Linked DNA regions of Homo sapiens: region 1 is linked to region 2. Evidence: read pairs that join two places in POLR2A ChIA-PET (ENCODE). Cell type or tissue: PC-9. All regions are shown on one strand.

Region 1 (2,500 bases), 570 kb before region 2:
ATCAGACTCAAAGCCTGTGCTTTGTTCATGGAGCTACAGTGAGCCGAGATTGTGCCACTGCACTCCAGCCTAGGCAACAGAGCGAGATTCTGTCTCAAAAAAAAAAAAAAATGACTTCATAATGTAGCAGTCACCGGTGTCACCCTTGATATAATGTTTAATACAGCTAATCTTCCCAAAGATGGGGAACTGAGACCCCACAGGTGATAGCTGAGAAAACTGTGAGCTGTCTAAGGTCACACAACTAGTAACTGGTAGAGCTAGAATTGCAAACCAGATCCAATGGACTGCTCTTCCCACGCCCAAGTGCCTCTTATGAATACATGCAGACTCGCTTGTTTATACAGGCACAGTTTTCATGGGCTCATTATGACTAGATAATGTGTTACTTTCATAAGCAGTGTAGACAGGTCATTTGTTTGACTTCACAGACACTTCTGTAGCCTCAGCCAATTTAAAAAATAATGTAAGGTTAGTAATGTGTAAAGTGGCAAGTTGGCAGCATATATCAGAAGATTTAGAAAATTGTTTATTCTTTTTCAGCTAACTCACTTTTAGGAATTTACCCTTGGGAAATAATCAGAAATGCATAAAAATATTACATATGAGAATGCTCATCTCAGCATTATTATGTATTACATATAATATTATTATATATGGAAAAATTGGAAGCAATCTGAATGTCCACCATAGGGATTGGTTAATTAAATTATGGCATGGGGCCAGGCGTGGTGGCTCATGCCTGTAATCCCAGCACTTTGAGAGGCTGAGGCGGGTAGATCCTCTGAGGTCAGGAGTTTAAGACCAGCCTGGCCAACATGGTAAAACCCCGTCTCTACTAAAAATACAAAAAATTAGCTGGGCGTGGTGGCGGGTGCCTGTAATCCCAGCTACTTGGGAGGCTGAGGCAGGAGAATGGCTTGAACCCGGATGGCAGAGGTTGCTGTGAGCCCAGATCGCACCATCGCACTCCAGCCTGGGCAACAAGAAACTCCATCTCAAAAAAAAAAAAAAAAATTATGGCATGCCCTAATTAGCATGAGGAATTGCCAATGATAGGCTGCTAACTATATTTTCTAACTATACTATTAATAATAGTTATAAACCTATCATTCTATTTAAAGGTTATATATGTATACATAAACATCTGTGTATATATACATACACACTCTGGCTGGTATGAGTTATTATTTCATTTTCTTTTTCAGGCTCTAAATATTTTCGAGATTTTCAACACTGAACATGTATGACTTTTATAACAGAAAAAATGTAAATTAAAAAAAAAAGCAGGTTAAGAACTTTTCAGTGAGTGCTGAAGTTAGATCAATTTTTAAGCAGTTAAAATTATTCTAGGTTCTGAGTGGTGTAAGCAAACCAGCCTAAACTTGACTATCAGGTTTAGATCTTAATCCACTGGAATCCTGAAAGGGAACTGTTACACAATTTCTTCACTTAGAGCAGCAACATTTTACATTTGCACATTGTTAATTGAGGTAGCAGTGGAACATAGGCTGGCTCCAGCCTTAAATTAACATGTATGTGCTTGGATTTCAGTAAGATAACATACGAAGTTTCTTAATCAGAACTATATGTTCTATAATGCAGCATTATGTACTTTTTTTTTTTTTTTTCAGACGGAATCTCGCTCTGTTGCTCAGTCTGGAGTGCGGTGGTGCGATCTTGGCTCACCGCAACCTCTGCTTCCCGGGTTCAAGCGTTTCTCCTACCTCAGCCTCCCCAGTAGCTGGGATTACAGGCGCCCGCCACCACGCCCGGCAATTTTTTTTTTTATTTTTTATTTTTTATTTTTAGTAGAGACGGGGTTTCACCATGTTGGTCAGGCTGGTCTTGAACTCCTGACCTCTTGATCTGCCTGCCTCGGCCTCCCAAAGTGCTGGGATTACAGGCGTGAGCCAAGGTGCCCGGCCTTTTTTTTTTTTTTTTTTTTTTTTTTTTTGAGATAGAGTCTTTCTCTGTCGCCCAGGCTGGAGTGCAGTGGCGCGATCTCCGCTCACTGCAAGCTCCGCCTCCCGGGTTCACGCCATTCTCCTGCCTCCGCCTCCCAAGTAGCTGGGACTACAGGCACCCGCTACCACACCCGGCTATTTTTTTTTTGTATTTTTAGTAGAGACGGGGTTTCACCGTGTTAGTCAGGATGGTCTTGATCTCCTGACCTCGTGATCCGCCCGCCTAGGCCTCCCAAAGTGCTGGGATTACAGGCGTGAGCCACTGCGCCCGGCCTTTTTTTTTTTTTTTTTGAGACGGAGTCTCCCTCTGTCACCCAGGCTGGAGTGCAATGGCACGATCTCAGCTCTCTGCAAGCTCCACCTCCCGAGTTCACGCCATTCTCCTGCCTCAGCCTCCGGAATAGCTGGGACTACAGGTGCCCGCCACCAAGCCTGGCTAATTTTTTGTATTTTTAGTAGAGACGGGGTTTCACCGTGTTAGTCAGGATGGTCTCGATCTCCTGACCTCGTGATCCGCCTTCCTCGGCCTCCCA
Region 2 (2,500 bases):
AGAAACCCACTCTTGCTAGCTTATTAGAGATGGCATTTATCGAAGGATATTAAGTAGCTCAGGAAATTTCCCCCACAGCCAGAGAGTGAGGGTAAGTGACTACACAGCCAAGAACATTATGCAGAAAATAGTTCTGGAATGCTCCAAAAGAGCCCTTATTGCCCCTGCAGCAGGGTGTGGGCTCTGGCTCACACTACTGTCCCAGGCAGGGACCCCTCTGCCAGGGCCTCTGTTCCTGCTCTTCTAAAAGCTTGATTTCCTGCCCTCACACAATGACTTTCATATGGCATCTTTCTCTTCACTGAGGTCTGGCATGGATGCCTGTGATTGGTGGAGCCTGGATCACATGTCTGAGTTCTGGCTGTAAGGGAGGCTGGGAAATAAATTTCTGACTTTCACAGATGAGACGGAAAATTCCCCAAACACAAGAAGGGTGTTCCAAAGGTGCTGGGCAGCCACAAAGCCTTTGAGTATTCCCTGCATAGTCTCTGCTCTCTTCACCTTACAGTCTGCTAGAAGATGGGTGACCAGTGCTGGGCCAGGGGAAGTACAGGTAGAAGAGGGACCCTAGAAGGATCGCGAGGTCAGGAAAGGCTCTTCAGAGTCAGCCATATCTAGGCTGATACTTGAAGGATGAATGTGAGCTCATCCTGGTGAAGGCTGAGGGAAGAACATCCCAATTACTGTAGTGACACATGCAAAAGTCCAACATCACAAGGGAATTAGACACTGCAGGGAAGTGAGAGACGTTCTGTGTGGCTGGAGCAGAAGGATGGGGCAGAACAACTGGTGGTTTAACAAGCCCTCCGGTTGATTCCGATGTATGATGAAATTCAAGAAACATTGCTTTAAGTAATATGCTTATCTTACTACTTTAAAAATTTTTAGTGTTAGGCATTATATACTGACTTCCCACAACTAAAAAATGAGCAGATTTCCCATCCCCTCTCTCATTCCAATATTGTGTATTGTAACTTGGGTGGATCACTATTCGGTGCTATTTATATTTTACATAACTACATAAATGCCATTCACAGCTGGGTATGTAGTAGACCACACTATTCTTCCTTTCCTGCACAACTCTTTGTTTGACATTAATATGTAACTGTTGTTTTTCTCTCAGTTGCTGAGTTTTCTCCATACTTACTACTAATTCACTCTCAAACTCTCCTCCAGCAATGTTCATTCTCCTTTTAACACCTTCAGTTACTTTAGGAGTTCCATTAATTTCGTCTTGTCTTTTTTAATGACTTCCGACTGCTCCATTCTGGACTGGGGTTCTGCCTGGGCCTGGGCCACAGCTGTCCCCTGGGATCTCCCCTCCCCTGACCACTGTATTGGATCTCCTGCTTCCTGATGCCACCTCTACCCCTGTCTTGCTTAACTCCCACATTTTGGTGGGGCTTCCCAGAAGAGGGGGCATTCGTGTGAATTGAGATCTCATGTGCCTGAAAAACGCCTTTATTCTACCCTCATTCTTGATAATTCGTCTAAGAATAAAACTTGGAGTTGAAAATCATTTCTCTCAGAATTTTGACATTAATGTTTCCTTGTCCTCCATTGTTCTAACACCCTCCAGTGGTGTCATTGAGAAATCTGAAGCTATTTTTATTGCTTGTCTTATTTTATATAACTTTATTTTTATTTTTGTTACTTGCTCTTGTTCTGTCTCTCTTCCACTTTTTCTCTGTAGGAGATTTTAGGCCTTCTCTTTGCTCCCAGTATTCTGAAATTCCATAGTGATGTGTCCTGGTTGGATCTGTTTTCATCCACTCTTCTGGGCACTCATGAGCCCTTTCCATCTGCAAACTTGTGTTCTGGGACATAGTCTTGGATGATTTTTTTGAGCATGTCTTCCCCTATGTTCTTTTCCTTTTCTTTCTTTTTTGATCTCAGTGTGTGGAGGATGGAACTCCTGGTCTAAGCCTCTCTCTCTCTCTCTTCTTAAACTTCCCCTATCTATGTTTGTCTTTTTGCTCATCTTCTTAGAGAGTTCTTCAACCTTATCTTCCAACTCACTTCTTGAACTTTTCATTCCTGCTGTCATATTGTCCAATAACTCTTTTTTTGGTTTTCTGAATATTCCTAGCATTTTGTTCTTGTTTCAGTGATGCAATATCTTTCTTATCTCTCTATGGATATTAATAATAATTTATAATCTTTTAGAAGCTTCTTTCTCCCTGTATATTCTCTGTTTCCTCCAAGCTACAGTTATCTGTTAATTTTAGGCTATATCATATTAGAGGCTTTCCAAAAGTGCCCCGTGATCCTTGGACATCTGCTCATATTTAAGAGAGGAGCGATAAAACAGTTATTAGAAGCTCTGTGTGCATGGGCGAGTCCCCAGAATTAGCACTTCTAGGCCTATTCTCCTGAGCTGGTCAAATTCCCTGGGGAAGATGCTTCCATTCTCCTGTTAGAAGGGACAAGTTTGGCTGCCAGCATTCTGGGAGCTGAGTGAGGAAGGAAGGCTGGAAAGCCTCTGGGCGTCTCTGTTTGT

Evidence for each region. Peaks named below come from ENCODE experiments on the same cell type or tissue, not always from the same donor. Only the 100,000 strongest peaks of a DNase experiment are listed, where the experiment ranks them.
Region 1: POLR2A ChIA-PET joins it to region 2 with 9 read pairs; 2 of 35 experiments call an interaction of 5 or more read pairs at or near these places.

The regions. Positions count from the first base shown.
Region 1 is chr13:52,445,397-52,447,896 of GRCh38, reverse strand. The region is part of intron 1 of VPS36 (vacuolar protein sorting 36 homolog); the gene reads left to right. Among named protein-coding and RNA genes, the nearest start is that of VPS36, 4.0 kb to the left of the region's middle. In PC-9, no CTCF peak of the experiment used is centred here; a DNase peak (open chromatin) is centred at 1,416.
Region 2 is chr13:51,871,842-51,874,341 of GRCh38, reverse strand. It overlaps a transcript of TMEM272 not described here. Among named protein-coding and RNA genes, the nearest start is that of CCDC70, 11 kb to the right of the region's middle. In PC-9, no CTCF peak of the experiment used is centred here; no DNase peak of the experiment used is centred here.